3 separate regions of the Homo sapiens genome follow, and regions 1 and 2 are each linked to region 3. Evidence: chromatin loops called from intact Hi-C (ENCODE). Cell type or tissue: PC-9. All regions are shown on one strand.

Evidence for each region. Hi-C counts contacts between places; a loop is a spot of excess contacts. Peaks named below come from ENCODE experiments on the same cell type or tissue, not always from the same donor. Only the 100,000 strongest peaks of a DNase experiment are listed, where the experiment ranks them.
Region 1: it touches region 3 in a loop (4-fold over the local background); 26 of 110 quality-filtered maps call a loop at or near these places.
Region 2: it touches region 3 in a loop (5-fold over the local background); 5 of 110 quality-filtered maps call a loop at or near these places.

What each region holds. Positions count from the first base shown.
Region 1 is chr16:84,472,984-84,477,983 of GRCh38, forward strand. It overlaps MEAK7 (MTOR associated protein MEAK7), which reads right to left. Exons shown (of 8, transcript NM_020947.4): 8 at 3,372-5,000. Among named protein-coding and RNA genes, the nearest start is that of ATP2C2-AS1, 8.1 kb to the left of the region's middle. In PC-9, no CTCF peak of the experiment used is centred here; a DNase peak (open chromatin) is centred at 2,798; H3K27ac peaks cover 1,350 bases.
Region 2 is chr16:83,924,399-83,929,398 of GRCh38, forward strand. It overlaps MLYCD (malonyl-CoA decarboxylase), which reads left to right. Exons shown (of 5, transcript NM_012213.3): 5 at 1-2,633. LOC105371372 (a long non-coding RNA gene) reads right to left here. Exons shown (of 2, transcript XR_007065147.1): 2 at 1-5,000. Among named protein-coding and RNA genes, the nearest start is that of OSGIN1, 26 kb to the right of the region's middle. In PC-9, CTCF peaks have their summits at 2,433 (motif pointing right) and 2,634; DNase peaks (open chromatin) are centred at 2,663, 4,233 and 4,863; H3K4me3 peaks cover 930 bases; H3K27ac peaks cover 2,524 bases.
Region 3 is chr16:84,173,484-84,178,483 of GRCh38, forward strand. It overlaps DNAAF1 (dynein axonemal assembly factor 1), which reads left to right. Exons shown (of 12, transcript NM_178452.6): 10 at 1,186-1,239; 11 at 2,450-2,816; 12 at 4,246-4,435. The coding sequence ends at 4,358. It overlaps TAF1C (TATA-box binding protein associated factor, RNA polymerase I subunit C), which reads right to left. Exons shown (of 15, transcript NM_001243156.2): 15 at 4,372-5,000. Among named protein-coding and RNA genes, the nearest start is that of TAF1C, 11 kb to the right of the region's middle. In PC-9, CTCF peaks have their summits at 1,951 and 2,152; DNase peaks (open chromatin) are centred at 1,968, 3,798 and 4,448; H3K27ac peaks cover 2,012 bases.

The sequences.
Region 1 (5,000 bases), 300 kb after region 3:
CAGCTGACATCATCCTGAATGGGGAAAAGCTGAAAGCCTTTCCTCTAAGAACTGGAACAAGACAAGGATGCCCACTTTTACCACTCCTATGCAACATAATATTGGAAGTCCTGGCCAGAGCAATCAGGCAAGAGAAAGAAATAAAAAGCATCCCAACTGGCAAAGAGGAACTCAAATTGTCCCTTTTTGCTGATGATATGATCCTGTATCTAGAAAGACTCCATCAAAAAACTATTAGATCTCATAAATTCAGTAAAGTTACAGGATACAAAATCAACATACAGAAATCAGTAGTGTTTCTACATACAGATAATGGAATATCTGAGAAATAATTCAAGACAATAACCCCATTGACAATTACTACAAAAAAAAAAAAAAAAAACCTAGGAATAAATTTAACCAAGAAGTAAAAGATCTATACAAGGAAAACTACAAAGCACTAATGAAAGACATTGAAGAGGACACAAACAAATGGAAAACATCCCATGCTCATGGATCAGAACTAATACCATTAAAATGACCGTACTGCCCAAAGCCATCTAGAGATTCAATGCCATCCCTATCAAAATATGTCATTTTTCACAAAATTAAAAACAAATCCTAAAGTTCATATGGAACCAAAAGAGAGCCCAAGTAGCCTAAGCAATCCTGAGCAAAAAGAACAAGGTTGCAGGCAGCATACCACCTCACTTCAAAATCTATTACAGGGCTATAGTAACCAAAATAGCATGGTATTGCTTTAAAAAAAATTTAAAAAGAGACACATGGACCAATGGAACAGAATAGAGAAACCAGAAATAAGTCTACATATCTATAGCCAACTTATGTTCAACAAAGTTGCCAAAAACATACACTGGGGTAAGGACAGTGTCTTCAATAAATGGTGCTGGGATAATTGGATATCCATATGCAGAAGAATGAAACCCTACCTCTCACCATCTACAAAAACCAGATGAAGACGAATTAAAGATTTAAATGTAAGACCCAAAACTATAAAACTACTAGAAGAAAACAGGGAAAACAATTCACGAACCCAACAATTTAAAAATAAACAATCCCATTAAAAAGTAGACAAAGGACATGAATAGACATTTCTCAAAAGAAGACATATAATGGCCAACAGCTATAAGAAAAAAAAAAAAAGAGCTCAACATCACTAACTATCATCCAATCCAGCAATCCCACTACTGAGTATTTATTCAAAGGAAAAGAATCAGTGTGTCCAAGGGATATCTGCATGCCGACATTTACTGCAGCACTATTCGCAATAGCAAAGATGTAGACACAACCTAAACATCCACCAATGGATGAACGGATAAAGAAAACGCGGTATATACCCTCTCATGCCAGTCAGCATGGCAATTATTAAAATGTCAAGAAACAATAGATGCTGATGAGATCGTAGAAAAACAGGAACGCGGCTGGGCGCAGTGGCTCACGCCTGTAATCCCAGCATTTTGGGAGGCTGAGGTGGACGGATCACAAGGTCAGGAGATCGAGACCATCCTGGCTAACACGGTGAAACTCTGTCCCTACTAAAAATACAAAAAAATTAGCCGGGCGTGGTGGCGGGCGCCTGTAGTCCCAGCTACTCGGGAGGCTGAGGCAGGAGAATGGCGTGAACCGGGGAGGTGGAGCTTGCAGTGAGCGGAGGTCACGCCACTGCACTCCAGCCTGGGCAACAGAGTGAGACTCCGTCTCAAGAAAAAAAAAAAAAAAAAAGAAAAAACAGGAACGCTCTTCCACTGTTGGTGGTAATGTAAATTAGTTCAACCATTGTGGAAGACAGTGTGGCGATTCCTCAAAGATCTAGAATCAGAAATACCACTGGACGCAGCAATCCCATTACTAGGTACATACCCAAAGGAATATAAATCATATGTTACAAAGATACATGCACACATATGTTCACGGCAGCGCTATTCACAATAACAAAGACATGGTATCAACCCAAATGCCCATTAGTGATAGACTGGATTTTAAAAATGTGGCACATATATACCATGGAATACTAAGTAGCCATCAAAAAGAATGAGATCATGTCCTTTGCAGGAACATGGATGGAGCTGGGAGCCATTACCCTCAGCAAACTGGCACAGGAAGAGAAAACCAAACACTGCATGTTCTCACTTATAAGTGGAAGCTGAACAGTAAGAACACATGGATGCAGGGAGGGGAAAAACACAGACTGGGGCCTGTTGGTGGTAGGGCTGCGGGAGGGAGAGGATTAGGAAAAATAGCTAACGCATGCTGGGCTTAATACGTAGGTGATGGGTTGATAGGTTCAGCAAACCACCATGGCACACATTTACCTATGTAACAAATCTGCACATCCTGCACATGTACCCTGGAACTTAATTTTTTAAAAAAGGAAGAGTATATATACACGATGGAATATTATTTGGCCATAAAAAGTGAAATCATGTCATTTGCAACAACATGGATGGTACTGGAGGTCATTATGTTCAGTGAAAAAGGCAGACACAGAAAGACAAATTCTGCATGTTCTCACTGATGTATGTCAGCTAAAAAAAAAAAAAAGTGGATCTCATGGAGGTAGAGAAAAGAACGATAGATACTAGAGGATGGGAAGGATATATGAGTGGGAGGGAGGGAGCAAGAGATGTCGGCTAGTGGGTGCAGGGAGCCGAAGGCCCGTGGGACGTGACCAACTCAGCATTCCACTGGAGGCTGTGTGATCAAACAGCAAACTGTTTATCATGAATGCAGGATGTGGGCAAACTCATGACTGCTCCTGCCAACAGGTTTGCTGGAGGCCATCACTCCCTGTCACCAAGGTTATCTACTGCGACATCTAGAGCCTGTTGTTTGAGGAATGCAGTCTTGCAAGCCTACTCCGGACTGAGCAGCTGACCCCTTCTTCCACCCCCCTTCTCACTATGTCTTTTGCATAACAAATACGGAGGGCTGTGTAAAGTTCAGGGCCCTTGTCCACTAGAGGCAAGGTGCCCCCTGACCCCTTCTTCCAAACATACTCTTTTGTCTCTTGTCTTTTATTCCCATGTTCGCCCCCTTTGTTCGGTCCCCCTAGGTCCATGAGGATTACTTAGTTGCACCCCAAACAGCAACAGAACCGGGTGCCCCACAAGGGGGTACAAACATACAGTTAGAAGAGATAAGTTCTCATGTTCTATAGCAGCACTGGGTGACCAGAGTCGGCAACAATGCACTGTGTATTTCACAGTAGACATAAGGGAAGACTTGCAATGCTTGGAATGTGGAAAGGATACTCAAGTTGACGGACACCCCTAAATACCCTCACTTGATCATTACACAGTCTACACATGTAGCAAATACATGTACCCCATAAGTATGTAAATATTATATCAACAAAATATAGTTTTTGTCTATCAGGTTAAAAAAACATATTTTAATACAGTTTTGCTGAAAACATGGCAAACAGGCACCCCGGTATATTGAGTATAAATTGAGCTCAAGAGGTTTTTTTAATTCATCTATATCTAAATAAAAGGCATATACCTCTCAATCCAACAATTCCAATTCTAAGAGTTTATCCCACAGACACCATCACAGCAAGGCACACATAAACGATATTCATGACAATGATTAGCTGCAAACAAAATGTTCCCCAGCTGCAGACGGTGGAACGCTAGGCCCGAGAGCATCCATATGGTGGGACATCACGCAGTCCATAAAGACAAGAGGGAGGCAGGTGGGTGGTTACGGACCTCCCTTTAAAAAAGAAAGCGAGGGACACATCAGTGTGTAAAAGACAGTGATGCCCAGGTGTGCACCAAGTCACAGGGAGGAGACCTGAGTGATTTTTGCATCAGTGCCTTTGCCTGTCAGGAGGGAAAATAGCTGGAGAAGAGGCAGGAAGATGACTGACTTTAAGTTGTATCCTTTTATCTTTTTTTTCTAAACCAGGTACACAATTTTTTTTAAACATAGGGTCTTGCTGTGTTGCCCAGGCTGGAGTGCAGTGGCACAATCACAGCTTATAGCAGCCTCAACCTTCCAGGCCTAAATGATCCTCACACCTCAGCCTCCCAAGTAGCTAGGACCACAGGCATGTGTTACCATGCCTGGTTAATTTTCGTATTTTTTTTTGTAGAGATGGGTTTTCGCCATGTTGCCCAGGCTGGTCTTGAACTCCTGGGCTCAAGCAATCGGCCTGCCTCAAGCTCCCAAAATGCTGGGATTACAGGCGTGAGCCATCACACCCAGCCTTTTTTTTTTTCTTGAAACGGAGTTTCACTCTTGTTGCCCAGGCTAGAGTGCAATGGCACGATCTCGGCTCACCACAACCTCTGCCTCCCTGGTTCAAGCAATTCTACTACCTCAGCCTCCTGAGTAGCTGAGATTACAGGCATGTGCCACCATGCCCAGCTAATTTTGTATTTTTAGTAGAGATGGGGTTTCTCCATGTTGGTCAGGCTGGTCTCGAACTTCCGACCTCAGGTGATCCGCCTACCTCGGCCTCCCAAAGTGCTGGGATTACAGGCGTGAGCCACCGCACCCGGCCCCAGACTTTTTTTTAATTAAAAAATATGGTGGGAGAAAATAATAGCTTGCAATGTGGCAATCATTTATAATAGTTTGCAACGCGGACAAATTTTTTTTTTAACCCCTTCCTCCTAGCACTTTCTAGGGCCCTGATAAGTCTTCATTTGTAGGGAGACCTCTAGTCCTTAGAACCTGAATTCTCATTCTGGTTTCACAAAAGAACAAACTATTCATTTGTGCAAACTAGGATTGCGAGTTTCTCAGAGCCAGGTAAGGTACTGTCAGGTCCACTGGCCCCAGCCCTGCACACGCCCTAAAAAGGTTTGAGTGTCCAGAGGCAGAACCGTGCACCAAGAGAAGCCCACAGAGAGAGCTGCATCCCCCAGGCTCCCAAGCCCGGGCCAGTGACCTTTCTCTAAGTGCACTGCCTGGAAGCAGGTGCATTCGTGATCTGCACTCTCCTTAGAACAAGCTCAGGGTGGAAAGCATGTGAGTGGACAAAGTCCTAACCT
Region 2 (5,000 bases), 250 kb before region 3:
GTGGGCCGTATCCCACCCAGCAGGAGCGCTTGCTTCTGAAGCTCCCGTGCGTCTGTGACAGAGGCTTGAACCCCCGGCTTGTTCTCTCACGTCTGTTGCCGTAAATCTGTCTCCATCGCCTGGCACATAGGAGAGGCTTGGCAAATATTTTTGGTTCACTGAAGAAAGGCAGCCCTCACTCCTGCTGCTCAGACAGCACCCCCTGAACGTGAGTTACTGCCTCCTTGAGCACTTTCGCAGGAGAGAAGACCAGAGAGCTGCCTTCAAAGATGCCAGAGCCATGTTTATTTAAGCGGCGCTGCTCCAGAGAGAACTGGCCATTTGCAGTCTCCACCCCAGTGTGGCTCACGATGCCACCTCTCCTTGCCAGCTCTCACCGAGGCCCCCGGTGACCTCCTAGGGGGTACATCCAGCCAGGTTCCCCCTCAGCAATGGCCAGGGGCCACCGTGGGCCACACTGCACTTCCCAAATGCTCCCGGCACTGGCACAGATGCACACCCTCTTGGCCATCCCCACCTGTGCTCCGCCACTCTTAGTCAGCCATTCCTCTCGGCTTCCGGGAGTCCCCTCCTTCTCTAAGGATCTCACCCCCATCCGTGTCTCTGCTGTCTCCTAACTACCGATAGCAAGGGCACTAGTGCCCCTGTTTGCCGGGGACAGGCCCTGTCTGGGGCCCTGGTGTGGCATCATTGTTAACAGAGCTTCTTTTCACTCTGAAGTGTTCAGTTAGGACAGTCACTTGCACAGTCCCCTCACTGGTGACACAGACACCCCATACCTGTGTGTTTCCCCTGCATAGCTCAGCAGCAGCTCAGGCTCAGCACGGCCAAGGCTGAATGCAGATGCCCTCCCTCCAAAACCTGGCCTCCTCCAGCTGTTCCTTCCTGGCGAGGCCACCTCCAACTGTGTAACACAGAAGCCTGGGTGCCATCCCTGGGGCTCCCCTCACCCCCACCTCCCACCCGTCCCCGGGCCCCTGGACAGACCACTGGCCTTGTTCTCTTCATTTCCCTGGCCCAGGTTACAAAGTCTCCTTCCTGATTATGTGCATTAACTAACCTCGCAGGTGCTCTGCCCACCTGCCTACGCCAGACTCTTCCAGATCCTTCTCCACCCCAGCAGGCAGAGTTGTCATTGTGAAATGCAAATCAGGTTCCATCTCTCCTCTCCTTTCCTACCTCCCACCATCCCCGTCACCCTCCCTGTCACACACAGCCCCCTCCGTGGCCTCTCAAGCCTGCTGTGGCCTGACCCTCCCCTCTGCTTTTCCAGGCCCTCCTGGCACTGTCCTCCCTCAGTCTGGGACTCCCTGTCCTCCCTCCTTCCTGCGTGGCACATGCTCCTCCCTCTTCTTGAAACGCTCTCCCCTCCCTGCCTCCCAGGCAATGCCCACTCTGCCTCCAAAGTTCATCCATCGTCCTCTCCTCAGGAAGATTTCCCTGGTGGCTTGACTAGGTCACAGTCCCCCTTTATTTGCCGTCTTCTCACTGGGGCCTCTCCTTCCTGGTAGCTTCTAAACAAGGCAGTTTCATGTGTGTATCTCCACTAGACTAGACGCTCTCTGAGGGCAGGGACCCTGCTTCGCTTCTGGCCCGAGGTGGCTGCAGGGTCTGCAAGATCATCAGGGCCCCCTCCAATGTGACACTTGCAGAGGGGACCCCTGGCCTGGGGCCACGCTGGTTACTTGGGTACACTCCTTGCCCAGGGTTCCACAGCCCCTTAAAGGCAGGGTCTTTCTGGCCACGCCTGGCCCTGGTCTGGCCTCCCCAAGGAGCCCTGCCGCTGGGGGTGCTGTGTGGGAACAGAGCACAGGCCCTCCCTCCCAGAGCCCACGAGATCTCACTTTCTCCAAGCCCAGCTCCCCAAGGACTCAGACCCCAGTTGCCCTGCACTGAACGCTGGCTTGCCCTAGCTCACTCGGACCCCACCCTGCACTGGGAAGGAGGGTCCCTGTCCCCGTTTGACGGGTGACGACACTGAGGCCCAGAGAGCTGAAGGGGCTGGCCGAGGGGACGGGCTTGGGCGCTTCCATTCTCACACTGCTGCCGTGACACCTAATCCATCCGGGGAAGTTCCCTTTAAACCCAAAAGGGGACGGTGAAGCCACACGCGGCCGCCCTTCTCAGGAGCCCACTTCCACCTCTCGCAGGCTAGACAGCGTTCCCCAAGTCCCCCCTTGAGCTGGGTGGGCTGCCCAGCTGTGAACACAAGGACACCTCCGATTTCGTCCTGTGAATGTTGATATTAGTGGTCCCTTCCTTCAGGGGCTGTGGGGATCTCAAAAGATAAGGCAGGTCTGGAGTCCTGCGCGGTACCTGCCGCATGGCAGGCTCTTTACGGACAGCGCAGGGACGCACTTTGATGCTGAAAATGAGTCTCTGGGACAGATGGATCCCAGTCTGGGTCCTCGCAAGCGCTGTGCACCCCGTCGCCGCGAGATGGCGGTGTTGCGCCCCTCCAGCCTCCTCTGCTCTGCGCTTGGGCGCTGAATGTTAAAATTCCTAACAGGTGAATCGCTTGAATCCGGGAGGCGGAGGTTGCAGTTGGCCGAGATGGCGCCACTCACTCCAGCCTGGCGACAGAGCGAGACTACGTCTCAAAAAAAAATAAAAATAAAAAAATAAAATCCTAACAGGTAGCATACCTGCACTCGGAACTTGCACAGCCGCTCCCCACTCTCTCACAGGGATTAGGTAACGATACTCAGAGCTAGAGCAGGCATTTGGGACTGCCCAAACCAGCTGCTCTTCCTGCTTTCTGAAGCTTCCCCGGGGGAATCTTCTGGCTCCCAGTCCGAGCCTCCTGTGGTCAGCTCCTCCTTGCCCAGTCGTCGTTTGCAGTACAGCAGGGGCGTGGTCATTTGCAAATGTCCCAGAGGGCCCCCTCCAGTCGCTTCACATCGGTCTCAAGTCGGGCTGACTGAGGGCATGACTTTCTGTCTCAGGCATGGAGCCCAGATCACAGATCGAAACTCCGCTAAATCTAGAGGCCACGGGTCCCAAACACCAGTCATTTGCTGAGCACTGTCGCAATTTTTTTATATCCCTCCCATCAATACAAGCTGGATTTTTTTATTAAGTAGAAGCTAAAAGTAAAAAGTAATATAAAAACAAAACAGCATTAAACTTCAGTTAGATACATTTGCTTTCTCTCTTCAAAAAAATCGGGGTTGGCGGGGGAGGATTAATAAATGTTAAGGTTTTTTAAACGTATATTACCAAACAGACTTTCTCTTTGAGGACTCAGAAAGTCCTCAAAAGACTCATAAAGGAGCAAGAATTGGAAAAGGATTAAATGAGATTATTGCTTCGTCCAGGAGCCACCAGATTATCACACATCTCACACCCTGGGCAATCCTTTGAAGAATTTTGCCTCTAGACATGCAAAGTGCACTTTGCCCTGGGTTTATCTAAGTCCTGCGCTGTCGCCCAGGCTGGAGTGCAATGGGGCCATCTTGGCTCACTTCAACCTCTGCCTCCCAGGTTCAAGCAATTCTCCTGCCTCCGCCTCCTGAGTAGCTGGGACTACAAGCACACACCACCATGCCTGGCTAATTTTTTGTGTGTTTGTAATAGAGCCAGGGTTTCATCATGTTGGCCAGGCTGGTCTCGAACTCCTGACCTCAAGTGATCCACCCGCCTTGGCCTCCCAAAATGCTGGGATTACAGGTGTGAGCCACCACGCCCGACTCTTAGAGATGTGTTCTGGAAACCCCAGTGATAAGCACTGGGACCAGAAGGAGAAGCTACATGCAGGTAGAAGCCAGACCTTGGCGTCCTGGGAGGAGGAACTTCCCTATGTGACCAGGAGTTGGGGCACCCCAGCAGAACCTGGCCTCTGCTTGGCACAGTGGCATTGGGGACCAGCCAAATCCTGCAGGCCTTCCAGAGCTCCAAAATACTTATTAAGCTTTCACTTAAAATCTCATTTGTAACTGCACTGGAAGTGGCCAATTCACAAGTGTGATGCATCAGAGATTAGCACGTTGGAACCACCAACATGTCACCTTGTGGTGTGAGGTCATCTCGACTTCGTAAGCCCTCAGCATACCCAGGCTTCTCCCAAAATCTGTGAGTTGCAGCAGCCACAGAGAGAACAGTCTGAAACTCTTATAATTTGCAGCTTTTTATCTGTATGAATCAGAGCTCCTGCCCATTCCTGTGCAAGCACAGACACAGGCTGGCTTAGAAACCAGCAGTGGACATAAACCTCTGCTGCCCAAGTGTTGCAATCCTCAAAGCAGCCTTGTGGTTGAAAGTGGAGATTTTTACCCACGACCTCAGGATCATGAAGGCAGCACCTATGGTAAAGCAGTCGATTGCCAAACCTCTTCTGAAAGGAATGTGGGGCTTTCACAACAATAATCGGCACTGGCCTTAGACCCAGGCAGGAGGGCACCTGCCACAGACCCCACGCTTGAGAGGCCCTTACGTGTCGCAGACCCACACGCAGGACTCCTATGTCCCTGGGATACAGCACTCAGTGTTGGCCCGGACTTAGCGTCCACTCTCGCACAACCACCCCCCAAGCCTCGAAGAAACACTGTCTGCGTCTCCCGCTTGACAACTTGGAAACAAAAGGCCACTTCATCTAAATGCTGTAAAGGCAGGTAGGTTGTGCATCACCAACAGAGACAGACATTGCACTGGAGTAGAGGCAGGGTCTGAGAGGTGGAAGAGCTGAGGTGAGACAAGAGGTGCAGTCATTGAATTGTCTGGTCCTTCCTCTCTGATAGCAGGAGTCCAAGAGCCTCTTGCCTGACAAAGTCCAGCTTGCCATGGTGCAGGTGTAATTTATGAATCTCACTCGACTGCATTCAGTTACTCATCCAGACGGTGCCAGCCCATCCATACGATGCACAGTCATCTCTGACATCTTGCTGACCCTTAGGCACATAAAAACATAGCTGTACCCAGTTTTTTTCCAACTGTATTGTTAGACAGGACAGAGGCTAGAAAATATTTTATTAGGACCCAGAGATGGGTCCTGAGCCTGGCAT
Region 3 (5,000 bases):
AAGTGATCACGGTCAGAATTCACAGTGGGTTTCTAGTTTTCTGGAGCTATGTAAAAAAAAGAAACAAAGGCCAGGTGTGGAGGCTTACACCTGTAATCCCAGCACTTTGGGAGGCCAAGGTGGGTGGATCACATGAAGTCAGGAGTTTGAGACCAGCCTGGCCAACATGGTGAAACCCCATCTCTACTAAAAATACAAAAACATAAAAAATAAAAAAAATAAAATTAGCTGGGCGTGGTGGCAGGTGCCTATAATCCCAGCTACTCGGGAGGCTGAGGCAGGAGAACTGCTTGAACCTGGGAGGCGGAGGTTGCAGTGAGCCAAGATCTCACCACTGCACTCCAGCCTGGGCAACACAGCGAGACTCTGTCTCAAAAAAAAGAAAAAGAAAGGGACATAATTGGGCAATTTATCTCTCACATTTGAGAACTGACCATATAGATAACTACAACACTAATAGCTAATGTTAATTGGTTTCTTATTATATGGGTGACACCATTCTAAGCATGACTTGTATTGATTGATGTAACCCTTCCTACAACTCTAAGCAGTACATACTATTATCATCCCAATTTCCCAGATGAGGAAAATGAGAAACAGAGAGGTTAGGCAACTTGCCCAAAGCCAGACAGCTAGAAAATGGTGGTGGGGGAGTAACAACCTAGGCACCGTGGCTCCAGTTCATGCATCCAACCACACACTATGCTGCCTCCCCAACCACGCACTGGTTGTTATGGACAAAGATACCGAACAAACACCCACAATACAAAACAAAAAAGTCCTACAAGTTTTGGGGAGGTACAAAATATATTACTTTTATACCACATAGAGTTTTCGGACTAGTTTGTACAGAGGTGCATTTGGTTTGGGTCCCATTATTTCCCCCAAGATGAACTGGCTGTGTCTCTTAATAAAAAAGCAGAAAAAAGATGTGGAAATTCTTTAAACACGTCACACCTTGCAAGTTCCCTTTCATTTATTAGATCCAGACACCTGAGGTGGCAACGCTTGCTTTGTGTGTATCTAGAGTTCCTTTTGGTGGGGAACAGGCAGGCGAGTCACCTGAGTGATTTGAGTAACTGTAACTAAGGCTGGGTTGACTGCGTGTTTGCCTTTATCGTGCCTATCAGAACGTTGACAGTGCGTGTACCTCCCTGGTGATGTGCGGCTCACTTGCTCTTTCAGGACCTACCTGACTTGGAAGATGATGATGAAACAGGCAAATCTCTGGAAGACCAGGTTAAGGTCATTAGAAACCATTTTCCCACAGGCAGCTTAATTCCACCTTCGTTCTTGTCGTTTACCGTTTCTCTCCTAAACTTGAAAGTAAAATGTTCCCTGTGCATAAAGCATTGAATTCCCCCATATTCTTTTTCTTTTCTTTTCTTTTCAGGCAGAGTCTGGCTCTGTCACCCAGGCTGCAGTGCAATAGTGTGTTCTTGGCTCACTGCAACCTCCACCTCCTGGGTTCAAGCAATTCTCCTGTCTCAGCCTCCCAAGTAGCTGGGATTACAGGCATGAGCCACCACGCCCAGCTAATTTTTGTATTTTTAGTAGAGATGGGGTTTCTCCATGTTGGCCAGGCTGGTCTCGAACTCCTGACCTCAAGTGATCCACCCGCCTCAGCCTCCCAAAGTGCTGGGATTACAGGCGTGAGCCACCGCACCCAGCCCACATCCCCCATATTTTCACCTTGCTGAAGGAAATGCCATTTGTTCTTGTTCAATTTCTTTAAGATTTTATGATGAACCACTTGAAAATCTATTGCTGGTTTGTAACAGCTGAGTACAGTGCATAGTTAGCTGAAAGTACTTTCTGTCATTAAGATGTATTTCTATGTCCATCCTATGAATGTCTGTCTGAATATAGGGGAAGGAAATGAAAACAGGAGAGGGGAAAGAAAGGGGTGAGTCTGTGAGGCACAATGGGGAATTCTCTCAGAGTGACGTGACCCTACTCCACCCAGAGGCCATTACTGGCATTACCAGGAGCCCACACGTGCCAGACCCGTACCCTGAGGGAGAAGGAGGCATCAGCCATCATCTCTGAGCACGAGCTCAGCAGCAAAGAAAACAGACACAGTTACTGTGGGGGGCCTGCTGTCCAAGGAGCTAAGTCCCAGAGAGTCTGTGAAGGAAACGGGGTTCAGGGGCATGCCAAGCAGAGCCCAGGGCTCAGGGGTGCGCCCTCTCAGGTACCAGGAGGGTGAGGAATAGCCAGTGGCTGGGGGAGCAGAGGGCAGAGAGAAGGGCATAGACATGAGCTGTGCCCAGGGAGTGGCCACCCCCAGGCCTAACTTTCAGAGTCCTGTGTTCCCTTGGGCCTTTCTTGGATGTGGCAACAGAATACTTTGTGACATTGGGTGAAAAAGCAGAACTGGCATGGTGCATTGTAGAGCGATTCTGTTGTGAAAACAGAAACTTTCAGACACCTTTTCTTCTGTAAATAGAATATGTGCTTTCCGAAGATTGAGGTCATCTCGAGCTTGAGTGATGACAGTGACCCTGAACTGGACTACACGTCACTCCCTGTGCTGGAAAACCTCCCCACAGACACTCTGTCAAATATATTTGCAGTCTCTAAAGACACCTCAAAGGCGGCTCGGGTGCCCTTCACAGACATCTTTAAAAAAGAAGCTAAGAGGGACTTGGAAATCCGAAAACAAGACACCAAGTCCCCAAGACCCCTGATCCAGGAGCTCAGCGACGAGGACCCCTCTGGCCAGCTACTGATGCCCCCCACCTGCCAAAGAGATGCTGCACCACTCACTTCCAGTGGAGACAGGGACAGCGACTTCCTTGCAGCCTCTTCTCCGGGTAAGAGCGTGGGGCCGAGAGCACAGTGGAGACAATGTTGGCTCCCCGGCCTGGGATGGGTGGGGCAGGGCAGTCACTCAGCCTTACCCTGAGCTTTCATGTTGCTGGAGGGGTCACCCAGGACAGACCACACAGATCCTCTGAAGGTCCCATTCCTGAGTTCACGGGTCTGAAGCTGCCACTTGCTGGTAGCCAGCCTGGGCCAGGAAGCCACCGAGCCAGCCTCCTCTTGGGCAGCCGAGTCTGACTGTGTGTGGGGGTCACAATCCCCCTGTGGTCATGCAGATCTCCTGGGGCGGGGGCCTAATGACCGTGCATTTCCACCCCCTCCTCACCATCCCTGGCCTCAGCCTTTCTAGACCAGGGCTTTTGGAGGGGACCACCAACACCACTGCTGGGGAGTGTGGGGCAAGCGAGGTGACAGCCACACAAGGGCGTGGCTGCTTCACAGTGACCCAGGCCCGGGTGAATCACAGGCCAGTCCTAGTGGCCTTCAAGGCAGGGAAGGCAAAGGGGCAAAGGGGCACCAGGCAGGGACGGCAGCCAGAGGCCTGGCTGCAGAAGACCCAGAAAAACATGCTGAATGTACCGGGGCCTCCCCTCATACTGCAGGCTGGTACATGTGCCTGGCAGATGCGGTTTTGGGGAGCAGCCGGTTAGTGCTGAGAACAAGCAAGCTGGGACTGTTTTTTCATTCAGCATCTGCCTTCAGGTGCACTCCCAAATTGGGGGCTGTGTGGAGCCCAGACCGTGCTACTCTCATCCAGCACGCATCGGTGGCCAGGCTTTTTCCTGAAGACAGCTGCCTGGCTGACTCCAGACTTGCAGGCAGGAAGCAGGGAGTGGCCTGAGTGCATTTCCCGGGAACACTGAGTGGCCTTCTCTTCCACTCTAGGAACCAGCACAGAAAAGTGCAGTCTGAGCTGGAGCCCGTGCAGCCTCGGGCGGGGGCAGGCCTGGAGGACGTTGAATAATTTGTTTTTGTTTGTTTTGTTTGAGACAGTCTCGCACTGTGGCCTAGGCTGGAATGCAGTCATGTGATCTTGGCTCACTGCAACCTCTGCCTCCTAGGTTCAAGCAATTCTCCTGCCTCCGCCTCTGAAGTAGCTGGGATTACAGGCACCCGTCAAGGGATTTTCCTGCCTCAGCCTCCCCAGTAGCTGGTATTATAGGGGCCTGCCACCACGCCCAGCTAATCTTTGTATTTTTAGTAGAGATGGGGTTTCACCATGTTGACCAGGCTGGTCTCGAACTCCTGACCTCAGGTGATCTGTTTGCCTCGGCCTCCCAAAGTGCTGGGATTACAGGTATGAGCCACCACGCCCAGTTGAGGACACTGAATTTGGCCTGGACTGAACCCCAAGGCTGCCCCCCTGTCCTTGCAGTCACAGTGACAGGGAGAAAGCACAGGTCACCCTTCCTTCCACAGTGCCGACTGAGAGCGCCGCCACACCCCCAGAGACGTGTGTCGGAGTTGCCCAGCCCAGCCAAGCTCTGCCCACGTGGGACCTCACTGCATTCCCAGCACCGAAAGCATCATAGTTTTCCCCAGTTATATGTAGCATAAATGGTTTAATCATAAATGTCTCCCTTAGGCATGATAAACATTTTAACACCCACGCGAGTCAGTGTATGATTGGGCTAGCTCCTGTTTGTGTGAGTCACATGCAATTCCTTTCACCAGCCAACCTGAAAAAAGACCTTTCTCTTACTATGTCATCAGAAACCAGACAGACCCGGGTCCCTGCAAAATCTCAAGTGAGCATTTTCCCCACAGGAAAACAGAATCTTCCACTGCAGCTAGAGAAACTCCGAGGAAGAGGGACTTGATGCTTTAGACATCAAAATGAGAAGGGGAGGGAGGAAAGAAAGGGGGGAGTCTGTGAGGCACAACAGAGAATTCCCCCAAACTGACATGACCGTGACCCTCTGCTCAGAGGGCACTATCGACAGCCCACAGGTGCCAGACCCATGTCCCAAGGGAGAAGGAACATCAGCCATCATCTCTCTGCATGAGCTCAGTGTCAGGTAGTAGCTGTGGCGGGACGCTGTCCAGCCTAAAAAACGTGACCATTCCAATTCATCTTCAGCTGCCAAGTGTATTTAGTCCCTGAACCTGGATCCAAGGCATCTCCCTGTAGGAAACATCAGACCGGGGCAGAGATTGACAAAGCAACCCACAAC